6 separate regions of the Homo sapiens genome follow, and all the other regions are linked to region 2. A link is a contact called in ENCODE Hi-C or POLR2A ChIA-PET data. All regions are on one chromosome and are shown on one strand. Each heading gives the region's core, a stretch centred on a gene start or an enhancer-like site at or near the end of the contact. The rest is flanking DNA. Distances are from core to core; before and after follow the strand shown.

Evidence for each region. A loop is a pair of places that touch in the nucleus more often than their neighbours do. ChIA-PET counts read pairs that join two places held with the same protein, here RNA polymerase II (POLR2A). Pooled maps may share reads with other maps.
Region 1: a map of aorta shows a loop between it and region 2 (11-fold over the local background). The contact joins the promoter of BROX here to the promoter of LBR in region 2. A Hi-C loop is called at or near these places in 2 of 168 maps with a recorded cell type or tissue (aorta and naive thymus-derived CD4-positive, alpha-beta T cell), 1 of 37 single-sample maps with no recorded cell type and 12 of 50 pooled maps.
Region 3: a loop to region 2 is called in a pooled map, with 5 times the contacts of the local background. The contact joins the promoter of SNAP47 here to the promoter of LBR in region 2. A Hi-C loop is called at or near these places in 1 of 168 maps with a recorded cell type or tissue (naive thymus-derived CD4-positive, alpha-beta T cell) and 6 of 50 pooled maps. POLR2A ChIA-PET finds 5 or more read pairs at or near these places in 1 of 52 experiments (GM12878).
Region 4: a map of naive thymus-derived CD4-positive, alpha-beta T cell shows a loop between it and region 2 (7-fold over the local background). The contact joins the promoter of ZNF678 here to the promoter of LBR in region 2. A Hi-C loop is called at or near these places in 1 of 168 maps with a recorded cell type or tissue (naive thymus-derived CD4-positive, alpha-beta T cell) and 7 of 50 pooled maps. POLR2A ChIA-PET finds 5 or more read pairs at or near these places in 1 of 52 experiments (GM10248).
Region 5: a map of ascending aorta shows a loop between it and region 2 (9-fold over the local background). The contact joins the promoter of ARF1 here to the promoter of LBR in region 2. A Hi-C loop is called at or near these places in 1 of 168 maps with a recorded cell type or tissue (ascending aorta), 1 of 37 single-sample maps with no recorded cell type and 10 of 50 pooled maps.
Region 6: a map of B cell shows a loop between it and region 2 (9-fold over the local background). The contact joins the promoter of C1orf35 here to the promoter of LBR in region 2. A Hi-C loop is called at or near these places in 2 of 168 maps with a recorded cell type or tissue (B cell and naive thymus-derived CD4-positive, alpha-beta T cell) and 7 of 50 pooled maps.

What each region holds. Positions count from the first base shown.
Region 1 is chr1:222,711,208-222,715,956 of GRCh38, forward strand. It overlaps BROX (BRO1 domain and CAAX motif containing), which reads left to right and starts at 1,357. Exons shown (of 13, transcript NM_144695.4): 1 at 1,357-1,735; 2 at 4,477-4,593. The coding sequence starts at 4,493. AIDA (axin interactor, dorsalization associated) reads right to left here and starts at 1,284. Exons shown (of 10, transcript NM_022831.4): 1 at 1,001-1,284. The coding sequence starts at 1,110. RefSeq lists enhancers at 1,052-1,966, 2,335-2,554 and a silencer at 1,165-1,384.
Region 2 is chr1:225,425,459-225,430,127 of GRCh38, forward strand. LBR (lamin B receptor) reads right to left here and starts at 2,580. Exons shown (of 14, transcript NM_002296.4): 1 at 2,496-2,580. RefSeq lists enhancers at 990-1,662, 1,663-2,334 and a silencer at 2,167-2,996.
Region 3 is chr1:227,734,163-227,738,855 of GRCh38, forward strand. SNAP47 (synaptosome associated protein 47) reads left to right here and starts at 1,273. Exons shown (of 5, transcript NM_053052.4): 1 at 1,273-1,337. JMJD4 (jumonji domain containing 4) reads right to left here and starts at 1,140. Exons shown (of 6, transcript NM_023007.3): 1 at 850-1,140; 2 at 489-654. The coding sequence starts at 1,111. RefSeq lists silencers at 662-861, 1,322-1,611.
Region 4 is chr1:227,561,264-227,565,887 of GRCh38, forward strand. It overlaps ZNF678 (zinc finger protein 678), which reads left to right and starts at 2,293. Exons shown (of 4, transcript NM_001367909.1): 1 at 2,293-2,461. It also overlaps the pseudogene RNA5SP77. RefSeq lists an enhancer at 2,249-2,528.
Region 5 is chr1:228,079,675-228,084,182 of GRCh38, forward strand. ARF1 (ARF GTPase 1) reads left to right here and starts at 3,034. Exons shown (of 5, transcript NM_001658.4): 1 at 3,034-3,091. RefSeq lists silencers at 2,331-2,460, 2,471-3,290, 3,321-3,420.
Region 6 is chr1:228,101,572-228,106,037 of GRCh38, forward strand. It overlaps C1orf35 (chromosome 1 open reading frame 35), which reads right to left and starts at 1,754. Exons shown (of 8, transcript NM_024319.4): 1 at 1,563-1,754; 2 at 1,328-1,478; 3 at 1,072-1,117; 4 at 907-989; 5 at 739-811; 6 at 509-594. The coding sequence starts at 1,656. RefSeq lists enhancers at 1-520, 521-1,240, 1,241-1,961, 1,962-2,681 and silencers at 589-668, 919-1,088, 1,249-1,518.

The DNA.
Region 1 (4,749 bases), core at 107-2,606, 2.7 Mb before region 2:
AGCATTTTGGCAGACAGTTCTTAAGTTCAGTAAAATGTGCAAAAACCTAAGCAAGGTTTTATGTGTATATAAATCTTGTCTTTTATTTTTTAAGACAACCCTGAAGTTTTCTGTGGAAACCAGAAAGGGCAAGAAATTGGTCTTAGGTTGCTCAAGGAAACTGGTACTCACTTGTACCCTGCGGCTATACATTATATACAGGAAAAGGAGGAGGGATCCAAGGAGGGCGTGGAGCTCCTGTGCGTGGTCCATTAATTCACATTTTGCTCTCTTCGGTTCACATCCTGCGCGGACTCCACCCAAGGCAACCGAGCGAGGGGGTGGGTGGGACTCACAGCCTACCAAATAACAGTCCCAGAAACCGAAACGAAATCGAGGTGGAATTCTGAAAACACGGCTCACCAGAAAGAGGGGTGGAGAAGGAGCGCGAGAGGAGACCCTTCTTTTGGCAGAAGAGGTATCCCTGGCCCTCGTTGCTTCCTGGGCTCCCCCCCATCCCCTCAATCGCAAACAGTTCCCTCCTTTCCTACGCATGGAAGAAGGAAGACACACACAGAGCAAGGCCACTCATCCTTGGAACGTGGGCGGAGAACACACAAGTATTCCTCAGAGAATTTCAAAAGGAAATCGAGGAAAAGCAACCTGGGAGAGGAGGAGGAAAGGAAACTGACTGCCAAGTGGGGGACCCGCGAGACGGTGGAAAGGAACTAAGCAGATAGCCTGCTGGGGCCTGCGCCCCAGGAAAGAAGGGCTACCTGTTGAATGGAACTGTCCCTGCGGAGGCGGAGAGGGAAGAAGGCGAGTCACCCCAGAGAGCGGAGCCGTTGTCCCTAGAGCAGCCTCGCTGGGGCTGGTGGCGAGGGATCTCAGCCCCAGTGCCTGCGGAGCCCCACCCTGAGAAGCCTTGGCTGCAGATACGGTGATGAGAGACACCGACAGAAACAAGGGAGAGGCGCACGACTGGAGCCGGTCTGGCCTGCTCCCGCGGTTAGTCACTCACATCTGATACTCGTCTATCGCCTCCACCAGCTGGCCCCAAGAGTCGAAGTCGGCGCCTCTCCTAAAACTGGCGCCCCAGCGCTGCAGCAGACTCCGGGTCACCTCCGACATGGCCGGTCCCCACCCCGTCCCCTCCCGCCCCTACCCCAGCAAGGCCGGGTTCTAGGGCGCCATCCTCCCCCGGCCTGGCCCCGACATTAACAGGGCCAGGAGGAACCGCTACGGCCACCACCGCCACCCGCCGAGGAGCCGCCCAAGCCCATTTGCCGCCACAGCCAAACTTTGCGGCTCCAAAGCGACCGCCCCGCCGAGACCCCGCCCCCGAGGCCCCGCCCCGGGTTAGGTTGAGGCCGCCCCACTGCGCCGAGGGCCGCCATCGCTATTGCGGCATTCTCCCTCGGCTCCGGAGGTAGGGGCAACTCTTCTCTTCCTGTCTGGGAAAAAGACCATAGCTCAAAAGGAAGGCCGAGGGAGAAGTTAGAAAGGGATGATGAACGAAGCGTTTTGAGGGGACTGCAACGCCGCGGCAATACCCGCCCCTGAGCTGCGCGCACTACCGCCTCGGTAGCTATCATGGCCGCCGGGTCACGTGACTCCGGCTTGGCGCCGTCCTGGTTTTCCGTCACCCTGGTTCTGTAGTCTCGGTTCTCCGACTCCCTCTTTTTCTCGCTTGTGGACTCCGATATATTGCCCTTCTTCCCTTAGAAGAACTGCTGAACCGACTCTGAGAAATTTGGTAAGTATGTCAGAGGATGGGTGTTTCTCAGTAATATCCCCCGCTACTTCCCCGGAGTCTCAAGCAATAGGATCACCCCCTTTTACATTAGTCTCCATAGACCCCTGGACAGTGGACCAAAAGTCTCCTTCTAGTGCCTTGAAACAAACGACAGAAAGAAAATCCATATTGGTCACCACAAATCAGTGGCATTAACAGCTAGATCCGCTGAATCCCCTTGCCCCGCATCTCCATTGGTCATTGGAGAGCTTATAATACAAGCTAAACTGGGGTTCGTTCGGCCGTTGTCTGGCCACCTCTCCCGGGTTGACAGTATCGGCTTTCCACAAAAATGCCTGTTTGGAAAGAGGGGAACTCAAGTGTTGGCGCGTGCGCACGGTCGCCGCCCGCTGCCTCGAACGGGACTGGGCACGGGAGGAAGAGGCTGGGTGGTAAACAGGAAGTGGGCGCTCAGAGCTCGGGGGCGGCGCTCAGGTAGGTTCCTCTGGGGACTCGGGGCTTCCGGGGTGGGGGTCCCTTGTTAGGAGCGGGAGTCCTCTTGTGGAAGTGTGTTAGCTTACAGCTTCGATCCGAATGTTGTATTGGTGGCTCTAAAGGCACCCTTGTCCCTGCGGGTGGGTGTGTCGTTCTTCTATCCCACCCTAGGAACTCCCGAAAACTGAAGACCGCCGGGTCGCAGAAGGGGAGAAGATGGGGCAGGGGCAGAAACCCTCTTCTTTCCTGAAGTAAAGATTCGCAAAACTTCAGACATTTTCATCCAGGAAGTAGGAGGCCGCATTAAAAGAAGTATTTGTGGAAGATTTCGCAGCCTCAAGTGCTGAGTGTGATATTATTTGTAGGCACATAGATGCTGTATTAGGCTATCGGAATTTATATGGAAGATGTGTAGAAGATGATATTTTCTGAAATAACTCGTTAAATGTTTTGAGTCCTAAATAAACCTGCTCAGTTTTTCGTTGGGTACACACTGTATTCTCTATTCATTAAGTATGTGGTGCTCCTCAAAACCAGCTTTGTCATGAATAAATAGCATAAAGGAAGCACTTAATGTAGGCATTTCATACACTGTACAGCCACCATTATTTTCTAATACTAGGAAAAGTCGATTGTCAGAATTTTTTAGTGCCTTCAAATTAAATGAACCTTATCAGAATTTTTTCTCAGTTACTTCCTGGAATCTAATTGCCATGTTTAGGTCTTCGCCTGGGCTTTCTCCTTATTATCTGCTGCACTACCTACCCAAGGACATTTAGACAAGACATGCTGCTTTTTTTTTTTTTTTTTTTTGAGACGGAGTCTCCCTCTGTCGCCCAGGCTGGAGTGCAGTGGTGCCATCTCGGCTCACTGCAAGCTCCGCCTCCTGGGTTCTCCTGCCTCAGCCTCCCAAGTAGCTGGGACTACAGGCGACCGCCACCATGCCCGGCTAATTTTTTTTTTGTACTTTTAGTAGAGTCACCGTGTTAGCCAGGATGGTCTCGATCTCCTGACCTTGTGATCTGCCCGCCTCGGCCTCCCAAAGTGCTGGGATTACAGGCGTGAGCCACCGCGCGTTTTTTTTTTTTTAAGTAGAAGGCATGGAACTTAATTTTTTTTTTAAGTTGGCATCTCACTTAGGTGGTGTTCCAAGTTTTTGTTTTTTGTTTTTTTTTTCCTTTTTCCTTTTTTGAGATAGGATCTTGCCCTGTCGCCCAGGCTGGAGTGCCATGGGGAGATCAGGGCTCACTGCAGCCTACGTCTCCTGGACTCAGGGGATCCTCCCTCCTCAGTCTTCCCAGTAGCTAGAACCACAGGCGTGGCTACCATCCCCGGCTGATTTTTGTAGAGACCGGGTCTCACCATGTTGCCCAAGCTAGTCTCAAATTCCTGAGCTCAAGCGATCCACCCACCTCGGCCTTCCAAACTGCTGAGATTACAGGCATGAGCCACCATGCCCAGCCCAATGTTTTCATTTTATAATAGAATTTATTGATCAAGTATTGTATTACATTTTTATTTTAAAAATATTCTTTAGGTATTTTTTGGAAAGTACATTTTATTGTAGAACACATGCTATAACCAATCCACTGTTGTCAGCAATATGTCGGAAATACAGCAGTTAACTTAAAACGTATTACAAGTAGCCTTAGCGATATAATCAGGGTTACCATTTGAACCCGTTTTGGAAATTACGTTCATCTGGTCCTGTGCCCTTTTTACTTGCAGTTGTCCAACCAAAATCTAGTACTTTGCTATTCAAAAGTGTCTGGGGACCAGCAGCATCAGCATCTCAGGTCCTGCCCCAGGCTATTGAATTAGAGCCTGCATTGGACAAAACCACCCACCCCCAGGTGATTTTTATGTATATTACAGTTTAAACATTACTGCTCCTATATATGTATGTTAACATTGAAGTTATTGTGGGCAGATTTTCAAATGCTCTTCTGCTTTTTTTTATAGGCCTGATCTGAACATAGACCACCATAAATAGACAAAACATAACCTGAGGCCGGGCGCGGTGGCTCACGCCTGTAATCCCAACACTTTGGGAGGCCAAGGCGGGTGGATCACTTGAGGTCAAGAGTTTGAGACCAGCCTGGCCAACATGGTGAAACCCCGTCTCTACTAAAAAAATAACAAAATTTAGCCAGGCTAATTTTCGAATTAAATTTTTATACTATTGAAATAAATTGTTATGCTATTTACCTTGTTTATTAAATATTTTATATTTAATTTTTGTATATTTTTTACTTTTTTGTCTATAGAAAACATCTGGAGAAAATGACCCATTGGTTTCATAGGAACCCATTAAAAGCCACAGCTCCTGTGTCTTTTAATTACTATGGTGTAGTCACTGGCCCTTCTGCTTCAAAAATATGCAAGTAAGTTTATTGATTGAACCACTCTTAGATGCAAGGTACTTTTTTTGGTTCCATGGCAATACAGAAATATGTAACACACTGTTTCTAAGTTTGTTATAAATTTATAAATGACATTTAAGAGTTAAATCATAGATTATTTAAATTTGGCAGTCTTCT
Region 2 (4,669 bases), core at 1,330-3,829:
ATGAATGGGTTTGGGCTTGGAGTAGTGGGGAGGAGCCCACAAGTTTTCGGGATGAAGTCAGGCCTGGCTGAGTCACCCGAGGGGCACTTAGGGAGCAGGGGGGCAGTGAACACCTCTGCATGAGCAGGGGCATAAAAACGGAAGGTGACAACATCCAGCTTTGCCTATTTCAACATTTAGCTCAGAGCCTCCAAGTACAAAGAAAGAGGAAGGAAATGTACCCTCCTTCTCTCTTCTCTTGAGCCCCCTCCTCCTCCCTAGGCCCCCCAAAATCAAACCACTCTTACTAGTACTAGCTCTCCTACACTGGTCAGCCAGAGTTAAAAGAAGGCAATTATGTCTTCCTACAGGAAGATGCTCAAGTTGCAAAAAACTCTTTATAAACTTTTGAAACACAAGCCCTTCAGGACGCAGGGGCTACTTGAGGTTTTAAAAGACCCTTGAACAGTTTCTGCGTGTTCTTAAAAACTTATTTACTGGCATCTTTCCATTGCACTTACACACCACATACACAGTATCTGTGTAATATAAACGCAGGCCAGTGCCAAAAAGATTCTTATCAATTATTCTGGGTTAAACAAGTTAACACATATGGTGGATACCTGTTAGGTCTCTAAAGCTTACTTTTTAAAAGAAGAATTAAGATTTGCTTGAAAAACAAACAAAATGAACCGGCATTCTTCTTAGAAGACCATTATCTTATACACAAATGTTCCAAAAGATGAAGCCAACAACATGATGTGCACCCCCACTTTACACAAGATCCACACACAATTGTCAAACGTGAGGATACAGTGCAATCACATCCTAATATATTCCCCCACAGGAGTGAAATAGCCAGGATGGCACACAAAAGCCCCACATTTGTTCGTGTCACTCACTATGCACTCACCTACAGGAGTCAAGATACACACAGGATTTTCTTACAAGAGATGTTTTAGGCAAGTGTGTTTGTAAAGAAAAATTTTGTTCACTGCACCCAATGTCCTCATTCGCCATAAACAGGAAAAACACGGAGACCCTCAGGTTTTTCTCTATTAAGCCAGATGCCCGCTAACTTCAGAGTCAACTGGCACTGCAATCCTCACACATTCCAGCTCCGGTATGTTACTGTTTGTGAACACAACAATTCTCTGCTCATTAACATTACAGGGGTCTCCAGCCATCTTTCCTTCACTTCTCCAAATTCATCTAAACGTGGCATAGAGCAAGACGCTCGAATGACGTTGGACAGCTTCCTTTTCACACCTGAGCCCCGGTAGCCCCACTAGGCAAAATGCAAACAGGAACCCCGGGCCTTGCTCCGCGCCCTTTGCTTCATGAAGCAACAGAAAGGCCACCTTCCTGGCTGTAAAGGCAGAAGCGCCTTCTTCCCCATAAACATCCTTGGGCAGCTCATCATTCCCCTCCTGCTCGTTCTTCTCCCTCTTCCCAGGCAGCCTGAGAAACAAAACTTAAACTGGACTTGTTGCCTAATCTAAATTAGGATCCCTCTGCTCTTCTCCGTAGCTCCATCTTCTCCCACACACCAGTTACTACAATGCGTAACTACAGATCTACACGTGTTTACGTGCAAGGTCCCCGGGGGCCTGTTCACCCTGGCACTGCCCAGGCGCCGCGCCTCGCGCTGCAGGTGTCCACGCGCGGACCACGGTATCTACCGCGCCCTCGTGTGAACACCCGACCGGGCCCCGTAATCACTCTGGGAAAGCGCCTTCAACAAAGCCCTCCGAAAGCAAGTGCTTTACTAAGTGCCCCTTGAGGCTACTGGCAGTGCGAGGCTGGCTGTCATTAGAACATTTTTCTGAACCCTCAAAAAGGTGAAAAAGCAGGACCGTGCTTTAGCAGGAACACGCACACCCGCCTAAATACCCGATTTTTGAGACTGTCCGGGCGAAGGAATTCAACGCATAGGAGCGAGCAGCCATGCAGTGTGCCTGGAGAATCACCAAACCGCGACGACCACGACCCTCAAAGCCAGTGACAAGCAGCGCGAATCTAAGCCCACCTCGGCCGCAGACCCTTCCCCGTCCCGCCAGGCCGCCGCGCCCTGTCAGCCTCCTACTGCAGGACCGCGGGGCCGCCTGCTCATCTGTCAGACGGGCGCTCGGAGGGGCCGGGAGCCAGGCTGCGGTGGGGCAGGACAAAGGCGCCCACGAACCCTCCCTGCCGCCGCCGCTCCACAGCCGCGCCGCGCCGCCAACATGGAGGGAAACGTCCGCAGTTTAAAACCCCCAGCTCCATTTCCGCAGCGGGCCCGGCTCGGGCGAGCTCCAGCCTCGCCCGCCGCCGCCCCGACCACCCGACTGGGCCAGAAAAGGCGAGGAGGGGAGGAGACGAGGAGGCGAGGAGAGGAGGGGAAGGCCGCCGCGCCAGGCCCCGCGCCCAGGGTCCCCGGCCCGGCCGCTGCGCCGGCCTCGGGCTTCCTCCCCCAGCGGCCCCTCGAAGAACGCGCCGCGGGGAGCTGGGAGCAGGGCGGGGGTGGAAGCACTCACCTGCGCCAGGTTCCGGCGGTGACACGGACGGCTCCCGGAGAATAGTCGCACAGCAACCCGGCGGCAGATCCACGCGCGCGACGCTACCCGGCCGCGCTCTCGCGCCCCGCAGTCCCGCAAGCCGGGCGCGCGCCTCCCCGGCCCCGCCTCGCGGCGCTTCTCCCCTCCCCTCGCCTCCCCTCCCCACCGGCGAGGCCGCCCGGGGCTCCCATTGGCTCCTCGACCTTTTGAATCATCCCCGGCGCTGTCGATTGGTCGCGCGCCGTGGCGCGTCCGCCCCGCCCCACCCTGCCTGGGGGCGGGGAGGCCGGTGAGCGGGGGAAACCGAGTCTGGCGGGGCGGCCCGGAGCGCGACGTTTGCCACCGCCTTATCTCAGCCGCCCAGGCGCCCTCGCAGCACACGGAGCCCGCGCGCTCCCGCCCTTTCCCTCCCAGCGCTCGCAGCAGTGTTTGGGGTGCCAGGTGGCTTGGCGAACGAGATTTTTTTTTAAGCTACAAAGAAAACTAATACATTCTTGAAGTGATCACCAAAGATCCGAGCTCGAAAGCGTTTCTCGGTAAAACACTATGAGTGCCCTCCTTAGCGTGTTAAAATCCCACAGAAGCCCCTGGACCAAGCAGCGGCATCGAAGGCGAGCAGGGGCGCTTTTGTGTCCGCGGCCGCTGAACCTGCGTAGAAGCGAACCCGGACCGATGCTGGGACCGGCGGCGGGAGGGAGGGGGAAGAATGGCCGAGGGCTCCTACGACTTACGCTGCGAGGAGGGGCTCGGTTGTTACCCGAGATGCTGTCGAGATGCAGTAGAAAATCCCCAACACCGCGGAGCGTGGAACAAGAAGTTTTATGCGTTACACACCGAAACACAACTTGACCTGCAACCTACAAGCCTGGTTTTAATTGAACCCCAAAATGCTGAGTCATGTCATTGTTGACTCCGAATCTGTTACGGATCCTAAGCTTTTTTTTTTCTGCTAGTTTTCATTATCGGTTAGTTGATTTCCTTCCTTTGAGGTCGAGAGTTTAAAGCAGTCCATTGAAGTTCCCTATTTTGCAGTGTGGTTTTAATCAAAGTATTTCTTAACACCCTAACTAGGTATATTTAAGTGAATTGCTATTTTGGAAGCATTATTAAATTGTAATAATGAATAGAACTTTTCATCTATAGCCTAGCTTCAGCTTTCATTTTCTCATAGAACTACAAAACACCCAGGTTTACTTCTTAAAAAAAAAAAAGTGAAAATACATCGAGTTTTCTCAGTCATTCACATGCAGTGTGAATGAGTTCATCAGAGCCTTTCCTGAGAAGTTCTGACATCAAATTGTCATTGCCATCGAATTTGCCCTTGGTGGAGATCTGTGCAACAGAAATGCACATCGCACTCCAAAGTCAGAAAATCTTTTATTTTTGACAAACCCCCAAGTCTCAATTGTCTTAACCCTTGACATAAGATAATATTAGTCCTACCTCATAGAGTTTTGCAGTAAATTACACAGAAATAAAAGCGCTTATGGGGACCTAAGACAGATCCTATCCCAAATAGCCAAGCAGTGAGTGCTACACTATTCTTTTCTCATATGTTCTACCCAGAATCAAGATTTCACTGGATTTCCCTTGAGGTGCACATTTCCTGGATGATTTCCACTTGTGAAATAGAAGAAGATTCGTTTCAAAAAAAAAAAAAAAAACACCTGGCCAGGCGCCGTGGCTCACGCCTATAATCCCAGCACTTTGGGAAGCCGAGGCGGTTGGATCACCTGAGCAGGAGTTCGAGACCAACTTGGCCAACATGGTGAAACCCCATCTCTACTAAAAAAATACAAAAATTAGCTGGGCACGGTGGCGAGCACCTGTAGTCCCAGCTACTCGGGAGGCTGAAGCAGAAGAATCGCTTGAACCTGGGAGGTGAAGGTTGCAATGAGCTGAGATCATGCCACTGCCACTCAGCCTGGGCAAGAAGAGCGAAACTCTGTCTCAAAAAATAAATAAAATAAATTTTTAAAAATTTTAAGAACCTTATTTTAAAGATCAGGTTTATAAAGTCTCATCATAACAAAATGAAGCCAAAACTTTGTAAATTAACTAGAGTTAGCTTAGCTAACATTTTACCTAATAAATTACTAATGACATTTTTAAAACAAAACTGATTTGACATCAGGAAAACTAAGCAATAATTT
Region 3 (4,693 bases), core at 23-2,522, 2.3 Mb after region 2:
CAGACCCTCCTCTGAGCCAGACGCTGCTGGCGGGGGAGGGGGCGGGGCAGTCTGACTACAATGGTTCTGCTTATTAGAAAGTACTGATCATGCCTATAATCCCAGTGCTTTGAGATGCTGAGGTGGATGCATCACCTGAGCTCAGGAGTTCAAGACCAGCCTGGGCAACATGGTGAAACCTAGTCTCTTTAAAAAAAAAAAAAAAAAAAAAAAAAGCCGGGAGTGGAGACGCCTTCCTGTAATCCCAGGTACTAGGGAGGCTGAGGAGATCTCTCTCAAAAAAAAAGGAAAAAAAACCATATTGACCTCCCAAAGAACAACACTTGCAGCCATGCGGAAGACAATCCAGTTTCTTTTAAACTGATTAAAGTGCCTCACGGGGAAAAATAGCTCCGTTGTGCACCCAGGGGCCACCTTCATCAGAAAGGCCTCTGGGTTCACGCAGCGCTAGGGAAGGCAGCGCCTCGGTGCGTCCCAAGCCCCATTACCTGCACAAGTGCCAGTCTTTGAGGTAGAGACAGCCCCTGGGAGAGGAGTAGCCCGCCTGTATGTACTCTTTCCAGTAGGTGATGTAGTCTCTGAGAGTCATGTGCTCTTTGGGGTTCGAGTTGTATTCCTGGACCCCACAGTTTGCAACTGGTACAACCACGTCTCCTGAAATGAAAGGCACGGTCCATGCCATCTCCCTGGGCCCCGTCCTCACTCCAAACCGTCTGCAGAGGAACTCTCCAGGGGCCACGCGCCTGGCCTCCCTCACCCTCCCTGGTGCCCCTCTCTAGGCGGGGGCCTCCCGGGCCTGGGTCCCGCCGGCCTTTCCTCCCCGCCCGGGGTCTGCGGCCGCCGCCCCACCGTAGGTCCGTAGCAGGTGGTCGAAGTCGGGCCTCCCCGCGGGCGTCACCCAGCGCCGCCGGCTGCCCCAGCCCTGCGTGAAGGCGCTGGAAAACACGCAGGGCAGGTTGGGCAGCAAGAAGCCCCGCACAAAGTCGGCGTAGGAGAAGGCGCCCGGCTCCGAGACGAAGGCTACCCGGCCCGGAGCCTGGCCGACGCCGGGGACATCGACCCCCAGGCCTCGGAAGTGGCTGTCGGCGAGGGCGCGCGTCTCGCGGTCCATCCAGCTCAGCACGGGTCGAAGGACCCTCCTCCTCACTTCCGCCGGAGCGGAAACGGTGAGGACCAGCCTCGGAACCAGAAGACGCAGGGCGCCGCGTTTCTGCCCCGCCAGCGCCTGGGGCTCCGGGCCTGCACGCATGCGCGCGGCTCGCCGCGGTCTTCACTGCGCAGGCGCCGAGCGGCCGAGGCGCCGCGGTCGGCTCTGGGACTCGTCTGGCGTCCCTCAGGTGAGCGACGGTGTTGGTCTGTTGGGCGCCCGGCCCAAGCCAAGCCGTAGCGTCCGCCCTCGGCTCAGTCCGCGCGCTGTGGCTGACACAGCCCGAGCCCTCCTTCCCGCATCCCCGGGGGGTGGGGGGTATGCGGGCTGCGCTGGGAGAGGGGCGGGGACAGAGGCGGTTCTGGGGGCGGGAGTGCGGCGGTGCGGGGGCGCCCAGGGATGATGGGACCCGGAGAGAACGGTGGGACCCAGAGGGAGAGCTGGGGGGCCCTGGGATGGTGGGATCTAGCGGAGATGGTAGGGTCCTGGAGGAGATGGTGGGGACCTGGAGAGGACGGTGGCACTTGGAGGGGATGGAGACGGGATCTGGAGGGGACGGTGGGACCTGGAGGGGATGGGGACAGTGGGGACCTGGAGAGGACGGTGGGATCTGGAGGGGATGGGTACAGTGGGGACCTGGAGAGGACGGTGGGGACCTGGAGAGGACGGTGGCACTTGGAGGAGATGGGGACATTGAGGACCTGGAGGGGACAGTGGGGATTTGGAGGGGACGGTAGCACTTGGAAGGGATGGGGACAGTGGGTTCCTGGAGGGATCAGTGGCACCTGGAGGGGACATGGGATCTAGAGAGGATGGTGGGGACCTGGAGGAAAATGGTGGGAGGGCTGGAGGGGGCAGGGTAACCTAGATGGGCGAATGGGGCCCACAGGGGACCTGGAGGGCATGGCAAGGGGCCCCAGGGGATGACGGGTGTCTGGAGAAGATGGTGGGGAATGAGGGAGGGTGTGAAATGAAGGTGTGGTGGGAGTGTGGGTAGGGATTTGGGGCTGTGTACACATGAGCAGGGCTGAAGTGGGAGGACATCGGAGTAGTGACATGAGGAGTGTTTTGCCAAACTTGCAACTGGAGTTACCCCAAAAGTGGCGGCAAGGGAGTTCCCCACACTATCCTCAGGTGGGACCAGTTGGGATACCAAAGAAAGAAGTGCTAAATGCATGGTAAGCCCAGAGCAGTTTTTTTTTTTTTTTTTTTTTTTTTTTTTTTTTTTGAGACAGTATGCAGTGGCACCATCACAGCTTACTGCAGCTTCCACCTCCTGGGCTTGATGAATTCTTTAATTCTGCTTCAGCCTCCCAAGTAGCTGGGACTACAGGCATGAGCCACTATGCCCAGCTTAGTTTTGTTTTTTTGTTTTTGTTTTTTTTTTTTTTTTTTGTAGAGACAGGGTCTCTGTGTTGCCCAAGCCGGTGTTGAACGTTTGGGCTCAAGCAATCCTTCTGCCTTGGCCTCCCTAAGTGCTGGGATTACAGGTGTGAGCCACTGCGCCAGGCCCTGCCTAGAGGTTTTGTTAGGGGAACTTTCATATAGAGTGGGCTGCGGTAGTCCTCGAGACGGGCAGTAAGGGAAAAGGGATGTCCTCCCTAGGTATGTCTCTTGGAAGGGGTGTGGGTTATGGAGTTTATAGGAAGGTTTCAGGAATTTGGCTCAGGGCCAAGGCCGTTTTCTTTGTAGTAAACCTAGATACTTTCTTCCATGCCTGGAAATGTTAAAGGCCCTGGATTGGGTTGAAGCCTGGTGGGGAAAACCTGTGGTTGGGGCACAGAGGGATCAGGGTACTCTGTGATTTTCGGCCAGGACACGAAAGTGGGGCCATGGGGGACCCTATGTGATGTATGTCTTGGTGTGCTGGAGAAATCAGCTCAAAGCTACCCACATGGATGCAGAAGGAAAGATAGCAGATTTATTGCCCCCGAAGCCTGGCAGGCTGTGTGCACATAGGTGCTCTGCGAGAGAGTGCAGAGTCTGGGCAGCATTTCCCAGGCGTCTTGACAGGGAGGTGGAAGGAGGAACAGTTAGAACCGCTCATCTCTCCCAGAGAAATGAGAGGCAGCTTGTGCTGGTTTGCACACAGTGCGAGGCCTTTGAGTTAGGTTTGGAGGTCTGATGACATTCTAGGGGCCATCAGACCATGACTGTGTCTTGTAAAATCTGGACACTGGGCTATCTCATTCCAGACCAAACAGAGGCATCCTAAGCGGGAGAGGGGCACCTGCCTTCCCTTTATGAAGCAATGGAAATGTTGTTTTATTTACTCTTATAAGTGGGGATATGGGAGGTTCTAGGAGTGCTGGGGCTCTGAGCCTTGCTGGAAGACTCTTTCCAAGGGGTGTGAGGTTTACCCAGGAGAACAGGGAGGAGCAGAAGAGGGAGGACCAAGGTCTGAGGAGTTGGAGGGAGGACTAGGAGGAAAGTGAGTTTTGGGAGTCTGAGTCCAGGTAAAGGTGGGATATGAGGGCAGGGACAGGAGGCGGAGAGTTGTTTTGGGGATTGTGTGATTCAGTGCGTGCTATGGTCCCTTCCTAGTCAGCCCTATTGTGGCTTGTGTGATCACGGTATGCAATTGTTTATTGGGGTTTTTTTTACACTAGAGAATCAGAATGTCTGGAGAAGTTACAGTTGCAGAGAAAGAATCACCTCCAGTTCCGTCCAGAGATGACTGGGGTTTTTTTGCTTTGGTTTTTTTTGGTTTTTTTGTTTTTTGTTTTTTGTTTTGTTGTTTTTGCTGTTTTGAGACCGCGTCTTATTCTGTCACCCAGGCTGGAGTGCAATGGCATGATCTTGGCTCACTGCAACCTCCGCCTCCCAGGTTCAAGTGATTCTCCTGCCTCAGCCTCCTGAGTAGCGAAGATTACAGGCGCGCACCACCACGCCCAGCTAATTTTTGTATTTTTAGTAGAGACGGGGTTTCACCATGTTGGTCAGGCTGGTCTCGAACTCCTGACCTTGTGATCTGCCCGACTCGGCCTCCCAAAGTGCTGGGATTACAGGCGTGAGCCACCGCACACCCAGCCGAGATGACCGTTTTTTATTCCTGGTGTAGAGCCGGCTTTTCTACATTCCTTCACACATACATTCATTCATTCATTCATTCTCTCTCTCCACTCTTCTCTCCCCCCAGTCCTTGCCTATACGTTCACGCACATGTATGCACACACACTCACACATACACAGTCTCTTTCTCCATCGTGTATAATATACATATATAAACTTTTGCTGCTTTTAGTCTTTTGTTTTTTATTTAACAATATGCTGTAACATCTTGCCACATATTGACCTCAATATTGACAATTAATTGACCTTAATTGATCTTGCCACATATTGTTCCTTAATTGCTAGTAGTCATTTGATTTTGGTTGTGGTGCATGCAGATCATGGGAGGCCAATGGGGAAGATGTGGGGAGCAGAGTGTTTATAATTGTCTCAAGATCTTGGAATATGGTTCCGAGTTTGCCTCATGGGGAAACTGAAATTCAGGTGGGCATTGCCTGGAAGGAGTTCCTGCAGCTCCGTGGTTGAGCCTGTTTC
Region 4 (4,624 bases), core at 1,043-3,542, 2.1 Mb after region 2:
CTGGGAGACCGCCTGGGAATAACGGGTGCTGTAGGCTTTTTGGTTTCCCGGTCCCTCCCACTTTCCTCCTTTTATCGCGATGCCTCCCAACCGCACCCTGACTCTGCTCCTCCTTTTCCGCCCGCCTGCGCCCTCGCGGTACCCTGGGACCTCCTCGTGGGGCGTCCGCCACTGCAGCACCGCCAGTTAGCAGCTTCCCAGCTCTTCCGCCTGGCAGCCACCCCATCAGTAGCCCAGCTCGCTGCCCGGGGCGGGGCGGGGAGGGCCGGGCCGGGGCCAACCTCGAAGGCTCAGGGGCGGGTTCCCTGCCGTCCAGGGTGTCTTCCCTCTCCCGGGACGCCCAGGGAATTTAATTCACTCATCCAGCGCCGCTGGCACTGTCCAAGCCGGGGGAAGGGGCGGGCAGGGGAAGCGGGCCCCACAAGACACCAGCCAAGACCTCCGCTCCAGAACGCATGGGCTACTTTCCCCAGGGGAAGGACATTGCCTTCTCCAGCCACCAGGAAAACCGTCCCTGTGCACTCGGAATCCCATTGCCACCAACTTCGTATAAACTCCATTCCGGAGGACACGAGACAGACCCAGGCCTCTGCCCCGTGGGCATGCTCGGTGCCACAGCTCTCGCTAGAGGGACGGTTGCACTCTACAAATCTCGGGGCCCACCGCACCAAGAGGACAGGGAGGAGCCAACAAAGGAAAAGTCCTATGAAACGCACCACCAAAGCAACCAATCCAACAAAAAATACGTCTCAGGGCTCTGTTGGGTCACTCCGTTAGCCCTTCCACCCTGTTCTGGCCCAGCCCAAGCACCCTCCACCCTACCCTGTCCTGCTCAAAGGGGCCCTGTCTACCGGAGCAGAACACTCCCTCTCCAAGGCTCTATGGCTCTGTAAGTCCCTCATCCTCTCTCTTCTTCTTCCCCCTCCACCTCGTGCTCTTTCTGTAGCCTTCTCTCTCTCTCTCTCTCTCTCAATCCTGACTCACTCTGCCTCTCTATCACTGTCTTTCTCTCCCTCCGTTTCTATGTCTCCATCCCTCTCTCTTGCTCTCCTTCAAGCTGCCTGTGTCTGTGTCTTTGTCTGTGTGTCTGTGTGTGGGTGTATGTTTGCAGGAGGGGCAGCGAGGTGTGTCTGGGTGCGTCTCAGCCCCTCTCTCCCGGGATCCAGGGTGTGTGTGTTGGGGGGAAGCTGTGGAAAGGGTGTTGAAGGAAAGTGACAATCAGCTTCCTGAAGGGCACTGACAGGCCATTATTCCTGTGGCTTGGCAAATTTTCTGTTTGAACTTATTTCTTGTTAAGGGTCCAAGTGTACTGACTATGGAGATAAGAAAAGAATAGCTCTAAGTAGCTGAAGCTCTGTGAGGTACGGAAGATTTTTCTGGCCCAGAGAGACTTGAGTATGGGATTTGAGACACATCTCCACACCCTTTCCCAGGGGCAATTGTTTAAAGGTATGTTGTTCCTAACTAGCTGTCTCATCTGGAATTTGTGATACAAAGAACAATGTATAGCCAGTCAGTGACTTCTGGATTTTAATGTAAATTTTTGATGAAAATTTTAGGAACTGCCTCTTTTCTTAAAACCCACTTGTAATGGTTACTAGTTGGAATGTATAATCAGGGCAACTTTAGTCTATGCTCTCAGGTAGGTATCCTAAACATATGCTTTTGAATATACTTTTGAAAATAGATTCTGACTTTTTTATTATGATGGGTTGACAGGGGACTGGCCTGGGACACCTGCCTGGGTGTAAATACCCCAACCATGCGCTGCCCTGCCCAGCAGAAGAGGCGGGTGGACAGCAGGCCCCCTTTGGTCAGAAACACATGCATTGCATAGCTGTTCTGGACCTGGGTCCTGCTTGCAAGGACAGTTCCACAGGCGCACCGGAATGCGCCTCCCCTTTCCACCCGCCAGCATTCCCAAGCACGCCTCGGCTTCTGACTGTTCTGTGCTTTGGGAGGAAAACTCATCTTCAGGTTTTTCTCCAACAGAAGATGATGATGACGTTGTTTAGACACTCAGGAACAGAGATTGCAGATTGGCTTAAGAGTGCGCCCTTTATTAAAGATGGTATGCATGGAAAGACATGGAACAATTTTGGAAGGATACAAAAAAAATTGCCCATTTTGTTAATAGTCTCATTCAACCCCTTTGCTGACCTCATCTCCTGTCACTCATAACCAAAGGAGGCGGGTCCTGGAGCCCTGTCCAATCAGGGACATTGACGTGGGAACTGTCCAATCAGGAGCGCAGCTTGAGAGGCGGAGGGGGTTTCCGGGATCTGGCGGGGCCTTTGTCTTGTGCTCCAGCTGGAGCTTTGGTCCCGTATTCTCGGCTATTTATCCCCAGCTGCGGGAGGCCCTGGTGACTCTGCTGCTGCAGTGTCTGGTTTCCCTGTGACCTGCAGGTACTGGGAGTTACATAGCTAAGATGCCAGGACACCCCGAAAGCCGGAAAACGGTGAGAGTTCCCGGGAGGGTGTTCCAAGATGGCGGTCCGGCCTCCCGGCGTCAGCACTAGAGTCCGCGGCCCGGAGTCCCGGCTGGCACCTGTGGGATCTGTCACCTCTGGGTAGGGGCGGGGCCAGGCCGCCGCGGGATTCTCCTCCCATCACTGCGCCGCGGCTTCCGCCCCGGCCTCTCTGGGCGGCTATGAAGCCGCAGCCCCGCGGGTCCCCCAGACTGTGTGCTTTGTCCAGAGGGGAGGGTCATCGGGGAGAAGCCAAATCGGTGTGCGAAACATGCGTGGGAAGAGCTGTTCCATGGGGCTTATCTTAGCTGTGCAGTCCATCCTTTTTCCTGTGAAAAATGGAGTCACTTTTAAAGCTTTGAAGAGTTTGAGGAAAGGGAGTTTCATGAATGGGAGAGCGCCCAGCTATGGTGTGTGGCTTGTGGGTTTATGGAGGAGGTGCTTGAAGGAAAAACTTTTTTGTAAGGTGCATGAGGAAGCAAGCCAAATTTAATAATTGACGACAGTTACAGTCACCTTATTTGGACTGTCCAGGTGGAAATTTCCTGGTTATTTAATTACTGATTAATTGGAGTTTTGTGATTGGTTGAACTTGGATTTTGTTTCTACTTAAGGCAGTCATTAACAAGAAATGCATTTGAGCTATTAATATTCTTTTTCATGTAGAAACGCAAGACACTAGAGCCACCTCAGTCTAATTGCCTGCTAATTATTTTAACACTGCACAAGAGACTGCTTTTCCCCTGCATTTTCCAAATAACATGGAAAGCAGGGTCTTAAATCCACTCCTCTGTTCTCCCAGCCTGACTCTGGCCTGCAATAAAATACTAAATTTTCAGTTTCTTTCCAAAATTCATAAAAACCACCATCACCTCTTCAGTTCACAACACTGTCAGCTATTTGTCTTTTATTGCGTACTCCAGGCACAATATTTTAATTAATCATTTTTTCACAGAACATTGGAGGGCACTCTTTGTTGTTGCTGTTGTTGTTTTGTTTGTTTTTGTTTTTTCTTTAAGAAGGAGTCTCGCTCTGTAGCCCAGGCTGTAGTGCAGTGGCGCGATCTTGGCTCACTGCAACCTCTGCCTCCCGGGTTCAAGCGATTCTCCTGCCTCAGCCTCCTGAGTAGCTGGGATTACAGACCCGCGCCACCACCCCCGGCTAATTTTTGTATTTTTAGTATTTTGTATTTTAGTTTCACCATGTTGGTCAGGCTGGTCTCCAACTCCTGACCTCGTGATCCCCCGCCTTGGCCTCCCAAAGTGCTGGGATTACAGGCGTGAGCCACCACGCCTGGCCTGTTGTTTTTTCCCTACCCGGCTTTTTTTTTTTTTTTTTTTTTTTTTTGGTTGAGTTGGAGTCTCGCTCTGTTGCCAGGCTGGAGTGCAGTGGCGTGATCTCGGCTCACTGCAGCCTCCGCCTCCTGGGTTCAAGCGATTCTCCTGCCTCAGCATCCCAAGTAGCTGGGACTACAGGCGTGCGCCACTACACCTGGCTAATTTTTGTATTTATAGTAGAGACGGGGTTTCACCATGTTGGCCAGGATTGTCTTGATCTCTTGACCTCGTGATCTACCCGCCTCTCCCTCCCAAAGCGTTGGGATTACAGGGGCGAGCCACCACGCCTGACTTGTTGTTTTTAAGAGGATCTTGCTCTGTCATCCAGGCTGCTGGAATGCAGTGACATTGTCATAGCTCACTGAAGCCTCCAACTCCTGGACTCAAGTGATTTTTCTGCCTCAGCCTCCTGAGTGGCTAGGCTTAAATGTGTGTGCTGCCATGCCCAGCTAATTCTTTTTATTTTATTTTTTTGTAGAGATTGGGTTTCGCTAGTTACCCATGTTTGTGGAACTCTTTAAAGATTTGTTATCTGTTTGTGAAGGCAGAGAATAACCTCTTGGCACTCTATTGTAAAGAAATATTTGTGCCACTCTGCTTTTTATCTTTCCTAGGCACAGACGCCTTGTACAAAATCTTTGAAAACTTTGGAAACTTTACAGCTGGTTGTATCCTCAGCCACTCTTTTTTATTTTTATTTATTTTTTGAGACGGAGTCTCGCTCTGTCGCCCAGGCTGGAGCGCAGTGGCCTGATCTTGGCTCACTGCAAGCTCCGCCTCCCGTGTTCACGCCATTCTGCCTCAGCCTCCCGAGTAG
Region 5 (4,508 bases), core at 1,784-4,283, 2.7 Mb after region 2:
CCATCACTGGAGGAATCCAAGATAACATTGCAGTCTGCAGAGGCACCAAAGTGCTTGTTCCCCAAGAGGGAGGGCAGGGCTGGGGAAAGAGTAAAGGTGTTGGCAATAAGCAGACTTGGGCATGGAGTAGTCAAGCTCCAGAGGGGTTCCATCCTAGCTGTGTGACATCAGGTACGTGTGAGACCTCTCTGAACATCTGTGGCCTGGCTCAAATGCCGCACACTTCATAGCCCTGCACTCAGAGGTTGACCAAAGTGCCTGCCAGGCCTGAGGTGGGCTGGGGTCCCCTTCACCTAGCCACAATGGCTGCCTACTAGGTCTCCCACATGGGTATTCCTGCTCCTTTGCCCCAGACAGCCCATCTGTCCTTCCAGCCACCTTCCCTAGGAGGCCAGCCCGTTCTGTTGTTTGGCATCCCTGTCTCTGACCTGGTTCTCGGGTGCAGCCACCCCCAGAGGAGAGAAGCCCAGCCCAACCTGAGCTGGCGTCTTTGAGACTGACAATGGAGGCGGCCACGAAGGCTGGAGGGTCCCTGCCCAGCCTGGCCCCCAAACCCCTCCCTCCAGTCAGCTCATCCCACCCCTCTTGGCTAAACCTCATCTGATCCCAGGGACCTCAGAGGAGAGAGAAAGGGATCCCTACTCCCTAGGCAGCGTTGGGGGAGCACCTGGGCCTCAATTACCCCAGGAACTCACTGCCTGACACTTCTTAACTCCCTAGTGGGTCTCCTTCCAGGGGCAGAAATCTGGGTGTGACTACCTGGGCTCCCCTGCGCCTGTTTGGCCTGAAGACATCATCTTTGCCCCGGTGGTGGTGGGGAGCCCAAACCAGGAGCACAGAATCAGCAGGAAGGGACTTTTTATTATTATTATTTTCAGACAGGGTCTCACTCTGTCACCCAGGCTGGAGTGCAGTGGCACAGTCCTACTAGGTCACTGTAACCTTGAACTTCTGGGCCCAAGCGATCCTCCCACCTCAGCCTCCCAAGTAGCTGGGACTACAGGTGTGTGCCACCACACCTGGCTATCTTTGTAAAATTTTTGTAGAGATTATGTTGCCCAGGCTGGGGAAGGTACATTTCTTAACCCTAGGGCTGGCTATACAGGAATCCATTTTATTACTTTTTAAACTGTGCATGTATCTGACATACACTCTTTCCTGTCTGCATTTTTTCACATTAAAAAATATATATTTTAAAGGGGCCAGGCACGGTGGCTCACACTTGTAATCCCAGCACCTTGGGAGGCCGAGGCGGGTGGATCACCTGAGGTCAGGAGTTCGAGACCAGCCATGGCCAACATGGTGAAACCCTGTCTCCACTAAAAATACAAAAATTAGCTGGGCATAGGGGCAGGCGCCTGTAATCCCAGCTACTTGGGAGGCTGAGGCAGGAGAATTGCTTGAACCCGGGAGGCGGAGATTGCAGTGAGCCAAGATTGTGTCACTGCACTCCAGTATGGGCGACAGAGCAAGACTCCATCTCAAAAATAAATAAATAAATAAAAAGTATTTTAAAGGAAGGGGAGGCAGGCTCTGGTTCCCACACAATCCCCGCTCAGTGACCCTGGAGCCACCCCTGGCCACGCTCTGCCAGCAGAGAACCAAAGCCAGGTCCCTTCAGCCCTAAAGAGGCCATAACCACATGTAACCCCCGTGAAATGTCCGCACATGGCCCCGCTCTGGCTGAGCAGGGAGAGGCAGCACAACCAGAAGGTTCCACAGGCATCCACAACCCTCCCTGGGGCTTTCCAAGAGTATCTGAGATGCCTGTAGGGTGGGAGACGTCCTTCCCCTAAACAGACAACCCTGCCACAGCTTCACAGAGGTGAGATTTCGGAAGGGAGCCCCAGGCAGAAAAAGGGACTAAATTTGGGGGCAGGAGGGTCACCGCTTTTGGGGACCTTCGTAGCCCCCGCAGGTGCAGCCCTGGGGGAGAGATCTGCCCATCGCAGCCTCCAGAGGCAGTGAGGACGCCCTGCCCAAGGGGCAAGCAACGTAGGTGATGGGGGCAGCAAAGGGGCGCAGGAGGCCTGGGCCAGGCCCAGTGATCCCACCCCTCAGGCCCTGCCCCCGGGCCTCGGCCTGCACAAATCAGGTTGATTCCCGACCTCCACAATACCCAGGGCACTGTGCTGCAGGGACACTTTCCCACAAGCCCAACCCCTCACAGCAGCACAAGGGAAGAGGCAAGAAGACCTGAGGGTGGTGGGCAGAGCCAGGCCTCCAGCACACGGAACACAGAGGGACTGCAACGGTCCTCTGTTCAGGTGCCTGAGAGCGGGATCTCCTCCGCCTCAACTGGATCTCAGCTTAAAGGCCAGCTCATTAGAGACCACTGTGACCTCCCTTCTGGGCGGCCGTCCCCAACCCTGGGCCCCACCCCCACGGCCCCCGCCTCACCCCGGGGTCCCCAGGCCACCTCCTCCTTTGCTTCATCTGCGGCCAGCTCCCCGGCGTCTGCTCCGGGCCCAGGTATGAGCCCGCGCGTCACTGCGGCCGCCGGGGCGCCGAGGCCAGTGCGGGGACACAGCAAGCCTCCCGCCTTCGGACCTTCCGCCGTGGCCCCGCGAGTGCCACAGGTTTCCACAGGGCCGGGGCACGTGGACCCGCGCAGCCTGGGAGCCAGGAACCCCAACCCCGGCGAGGGGCGCCTCGCACCCCCGTCCTCACGCAGTCCCCGAGGCCTCCCGGTGACTGCCGGGTGTGGGAGGAGGAAGGTGGCAACCAGCCCCGCAGCTCCAGTTGCTGCAGGAGCCCCCCGGGCCTCAGTCTCCAAATACGCCAAACGGGCGGGAGTGAGCCACAGGCTGTCTTCGCGGAAGACTCACAGGCGCAGGCGCAGACGGGTGCGCGCCCCTAGGGTGCGCGCGAGCTAAGACCGCGGCCCGGGGCAGGGTGTCCCCGGCCCCGCCCCCTGCAGCCCTACCGGAGCCAGCGCGCCTGCGTCGCGGGCGCACGGTGGGCGGAGTTCCCGGCGTCTCCGCCCCTTACCCGGCGTGCCCCGCGCCCGGAGGCGCTGACGTGGCCGCCGTCAGAGCCGCCATCTTGTGGGAGCAAAACCAACGCCTGGCTCGGAGCAGCAGCCTCTGAGGTGAGGGCGAGGGGCGCGGGCCGGTGTGGGCCGCAGAGACGTTGGAGCCGGCGGGGGCTGGGGACTGGCCTCGGGGCGACTTGAGGTTCGCGAAGGGCACGTCGACCCCCGCGGCGGCGGCGGCGACAGGGCCGGGCCGGGGGCGGACGCAGACGGGCCGGGCTGAGGCTGGGGCCCGGCCGGAGTCGGGGCTGGGCGGACGGGCGGGTCGGTGAGCTCCTCGCACCCCTCACAGGTTCCCGAAGTCGCTCGCGGCCGCTTGTCCTCCTCTGCCTGTCCCTGCCCCCGCCCGTCGCCCGGAAGTCCGCTTGGACGCCGGGCTCTTCTCCAGGAAACCTGGGCTTCCTGCTTCCCTCGCCTCTGCCTTTCTCGTTTCCCGAGGCCGCCCGCGCGTGGACGGTTGGGATTAGCGGCCGCGGGGGCCGGTGGGGGTCGTGGGGCCTCCCCCACCCGAGTACAGGCGAGCGAGCGGCATCCGGGCGGACCCCCGCCTCGGGGACCGGGAAACTGAGGCTCGGGCGGCCTGAGACGCCGTCAAGGTCATGTAGGTGGTGGGGGCTTGCATCTTCGCCTCCCGACTCCATCCAGTTCGTGTTTGCTGTGAAGACGGTACCGGGTCAGGGGTGGTGAGAGCGGGCGGGCAGGTGGACAGGAACCCCGTGCCCTTCCCTGTCTGCTGAACGGAATGCGTGGACCTCCGGGGGAGCCCAGAGTGCCTCCCTTCACACCAGTGAGACGCAATTTGGGGTCAGCACTCAGGGCACCGGTGGCCTCCAGAGGGCCGGTCGATCTTCGCTTTAACTCCAGGGTGGTTTCCTTGACGTTGTCGGCAGTAGATAAGAAGGCCTCTTCTGAGCTGGTGAATCTTTAACCTACCTGAATCTTTAACCTGCCTGCGGAACGACCTGCTCGCAGACTCTAGGCCGCAGAGGCCGGCCCCAGCGCTCTCTCGGAGCACAGCCTGGGTGGTTACGGCGTGTGAGATTGGGGCTGGACAGCCGTGCGCACCTAGAGTGTTAAATAACCATTCCGACGGCACCTCCTGGCACTCCCTTTCAGTCCAGGCAGCCAGTTGCTGCTTTGCAGGAATTGAGCAGAAATGCACTCGGAATCGCGGGCAGGAAAAGAAGGGAGGTCGGAGGCTTTGGATGGTCCCCGAAGTCGCCGCCTAGTTGAGAGCTGTAGAGTTGGTGCCACTGCCCCTGTTGGAGTGGGCAGTTGTAGTTCTTGTTTCAGAACTAGTGGTCAGCAGTTTTCTTTGCCGGCTGTTGCAAGGCTGGTGGTTCTGGCGTTTTCCGCAGTGTGTTGGGAGGAGTGTGAGATGCCGCGGTGCAGTTGTGTGCGGCCCCTGTGGCCCTCTGCTGTTGCGTTAGCCATTGTCTAACACGTGTGACCGCATGGATGGTGTCCTCATTTA
Region 6 (4,466 bases), core at 504-3,003, 2.7 Mb after region 2:
TGCGTCTTTAAATCAGTTAAATCAAACTACAAATTCCACTCCTCAGTTACGTAGTCACGTGGCCAGTGGCTACGTGGGTTAGAAACAGATGCAATATCCCCATCTCCACAGCACGCCCCTGCCCCACCCCAGCCGTGCCCTTGGCAGGTTGACACCTTCCTACCTGCACCCACCAGGCCACTCTTAGGGTCAGGCCCAGGCTCACCATCCAGGAGAAGCCCTGGAGGTGCCACCCACGGCAGGAAAAGGCCCCGCCCCAGGTCCTGAGTGCCCTCCCACGGCACAGCGCCCGACCACTGCCAGTACTTAGGACCTCTCTTCAAGGGTGACCCGAGAAACTCCCCTAGAGAAAAACCTAGGAGTAACTGGGACAGGAAGTAAAGTAGGGCAGGCCACCCGCCGGGCCGGTGCGCCAAGAGAAGCTGCCACCTGCCCGAGTGGGAGCCGCTCCGGTCCTCCCGAGACCCCCCACCCCGGGGCACAGCTAGCCCAGGTGGCACAGCCTCACCTGCTTTCCGTCTGATCCTCCGCCCGCGGCTTCCTCCTGGCCGAGGCTGCCGAGGTCCCGGGCCCGCCGCTCTCTACGCGGTGATGCTGCGGGAGAAGCGAGCTCTGCGGAGGAGTCTGCGGGCCGGCCCCACACCACGCCCCGCAGCGCCCCGGGGAGCTCCGTTCAGTGCCCCCGCCCCGCCCCACCCCTGTTAGCCCCTGCTGCGGTCAGGCGGGGCGGGGGATTACCGTGAACACAGACAGCCCCAGTTTGGCGGCCTCCTTGTCCTCTCGGGACATCGCCACGCGGCCCACGGAGCCACTGCAGGGACATGGCGATGAAGACAGTACGGCAGGGGTCCGCCTCACCCGAGCAATCGAGCCCAGTGCTGCCCTCCCCTGGAAACCCGCCCGCACCTTGCGCTCCCCAGCCCCAGCAGCCGGTCCACGCCCTTCTCCTCGGGGTCGCCTCCTTCCCGCTTGCAGACCTCCGCGAAGTCCTGCAGGTGCGAGAGCACAGGGAGCGCTCGAGTCGGCCCCACACCCACGGCCCTCCACGCGCCCCCCACCCCGGGGAGTTACCTCCTTGCTCAGGCCCGTGGGCTGCTTCTTCACGTTCTTGTAGCCACTGCGAGAGGGCCGGGGCAGGCGTCAGGACGGACGGACCTCCTCCCACCACAGGTCCTCACCACTCCAGCCTTCGTCCTCAGGGTCCCGCCCGCGCGAGTCCCCGCAGCCCCGCTCCCGCCCAGCCCGACCCCCAGTCCCCGGCCCCGGCCCCACCCTGCCCCGGCAGCGCCGTCCCAGGCACCGACCGCTGCCGTCCGCGGACACTCACAGGGCGGCCAGCAGCGCCTCGCGCTCCGCCTCCCGCACGGCTGCCAGTTCCTCCTCGCGGCTCGGGCCCGCGCATGGCGCCCGGCCCTTGGCGTACCAGGTGAGGTCGCGGCCCTTCTGCCAGCGGCCTACCGGCGCCATCAGCGAGTTGCCTGCGGACGTAGACGCTGTGAGTCCAGCGCCCGCCCGGGATCCCGGAGCCCGGAGCCCGGAGCCCGCCCACCGCGCGCACCCACCCAGGTAGTTCTCCCGCTGCTTGTCAGTCTTCACGTCCTCCCAGTTGAACTGGTCCTGCCCGCCGCGCACGCCTCCACGACTGGAGCCGAACATGGCGCCGGGAAGGCAGTTGCCTGGGGCCTGCGGCTTGCAACCTGCAACCCGCAACCCGAGACCCGCTACCCACTACCGTCGGACCCAGGCCCGACCCCGCCTCCGCGTCGCGCGCCGTGACGTCACTCCCGCGCCCACTCGGCTTCGCCGCGCGCCTCTGCGCAGCGCACTGCCCCGGATCTGTGCTCCCGCGCATCACCTCCACGTCGGCTTTGGGCGCCTGCGCACTGCGCCTACCCTGCCGGGCGCGGGAACGCCTCTGAACTGGAAGTTTAAAAATGGTTAAAACGGGGCCGGGCGGAGTGGCTCTCGCCTGTAATCCCAGCAAGTTGGGAGGCCGAGGCGGGCGGATCGCTTGAGGTCGGGAGTTCGAGACTAGCCTGTCCAACATGGTGAAACCCGGTCTCTACTCAAATACAAAAATTAGCCGGGTGTGGTGGTGCACACCTGTAATTCCAGCTACTCAGGAGGCTGAAGCAGGAGAATCACTTGAGCCGGGAGGCAGAGGTTGCAGTGAGCCGAGATCGCGCCACTGCACTCCCGCCTGGGCGACAGAGCGAGACTGTCTCAAAAATAAGAAGTTAAAATGGGCCAGGCGCGCGCGCGCCCCTGTAGCCCCAACGCTTTGAGGCTGAGGCGGGAGGATCTCGAACCCAGGACTTCGCGCCACTGCACTCCAACCTGAACGAGTGAGCGGACCCTGTCTCATAAAAAAAGAAAAAAGAAAACACACAAGATGCGCCTAGTTAACACCGCCAATTGGTCACTGCTAGTCGCGATTCCATATCGGGAGCTTAACAAGGTAATGACCTTAATGATTTGTGGAATTTCTGAGTATTACCCAGTAAACTTCTGGATGAACCAGCAGCTACCCAGACACCCTCAGAGCACTGGTCCTATCCCTGCCGTGTTAAACTGAATGTGCACCCTAACTCCCATGTGAAATCCTCACCCCAAGGCGTTGGTGCTTCGGAGGTGACTAGGTCATGAGGACAGAGCCTTCATAAAAGGGACCCCAAGAGCTTTGTGCAGCTTTCTACTGTGTGAAGGCAGCGGGAAGGAAGTCTGCAGTCTGGAAGAAACCCCTTACCAGAACCTCAGCGTGCTGGGCACCCTGATTTTGGAGGTTGTGACGTACCCCTGCTTCCCCTTTCCACTTTCATTCCCAGTGCTGACTGAGAAACAGAGTCCCTTGGCCACTCTGTGACTTCGCCAACTGTATAATTTCCTCTGCAGACTTGAACCCGAGCCATAGCCATGAACGTTCCCAGGCACAGATGACAGTAACTAGGTTGTTGCTCAAAACACAGAAAGAAACTGGACTCAGCCTGAGCCAGATTCCTCAAACCCTCATATAAATTCCATTCACCAACCCCCTCCCCCACGGACATACCTAGAGAGAACTTCATTTCTCTCACTGCCTATTGCAAGAACTGCTGCAGCCCACTCTGTACAAAAGCCCCACGAATAAATGCTCTGGGCGAATCACCCTGGCATGCTCAATCTGTAGAATCCTAACCAGCCCCATCTCAGGATGGTGTGGGGCACTCCCTTGTGGGAACTCTACTGCCACCACTTTTGGGGCAATTCCAGCCACAGGTTGAACTGGATGAAATACAGGTCTACTGTCCTGTGGGAAATTTCTGTTTCTTAGTGACCCAGTCCATGGGTCAGGCTGTTAGAGCAGGCTGGCAGACAGCCACACGTCTGGCTCATCTATCTACTTAGCAAGTACTGGCTGCCATCTCCCTCATGAGGCACTGCATGAGCTTTCATCATGGAGCAGGTGCATGGCGAGGGCAGAGCAGCAGGCCACAGCCAGGCACACAGAAGGTGACTGGCCGACTCCCAGGAAGGCTCCCTGGGGTGTAGGGCATCATCTCCTGGGTGCCATTGCAGCTTGCCAGGCCAGGGTGGACTTGGGCCATGTGGGCAGGGCCCAGCTGTGGAGTCTGACCACTGACTGGATGTCAGGTGTGGTGGAGAGGGGATAGCAGGGCCAGGTGGACATTGGGCAGGAGTCCAGGACGGCTCTGAGGCTCTGGTCTGGGCAACTGTGAGGATGAAGCAGCCACCTGTCAACATGAGGACCAGGTTTGTGGGGAAGACCTGGTCAGTTTTGAGCCCATTAGCCTGACAAGCCGTAGGCCACAGGAGGAGGGGTCACCAGGGTGGAGGTTGCATGGCCTGTGCCTGCTGGGTGGAGGCCCAGCTGGGGGCACTGGTCACAGTGGTGTCCTCTGTGACAGCAGCGAAGCTGGACCCAGGAGGGTGGCGGTCAGGGAGTGGAGGGGCAGTGGAGATCCCAGGGGAACCCACTATAGTGGGAGGAGGCTGGGTAGTGGAGGGGGGGGGCCAAGTGAGTGCACAGAGTGGCCGGGCAGCTGGCTCTATATGCCACAGGGATTGAGCCACAACTTCAGAGACGGGGGCTCCAGGGAGGCTGCTCAGGAAGTAACCCTGCAAGGCAGAGTCCCAGGCAGCCACACAGCCCATCCACGTGAGGTCAGGCACTGCTCGGTCACAAGGACAGGGGCAGGGCCAGAGGACATCCCTTGCAGGCTCTTCTCAGCAGAGCTGAAGGCCAGCGGGATGAGCAGAGGGCCAGGAACAAGCTTAAGGGGCAAGGGATGGGCCTGCAAGGTGGGGACACTGCCCAGGCTCCTCAGTTATAAGCACTGTCATCACAGGGGCATGACAGAACACACTCCCACACCTCCCTGGCAATCCCAGAACACCACTGCAAGAAGTCTTTGTCGGGCACTCCAGGTGTCAGAGAGACAGCCTGCCAGGTGGGACCCAGTAACATC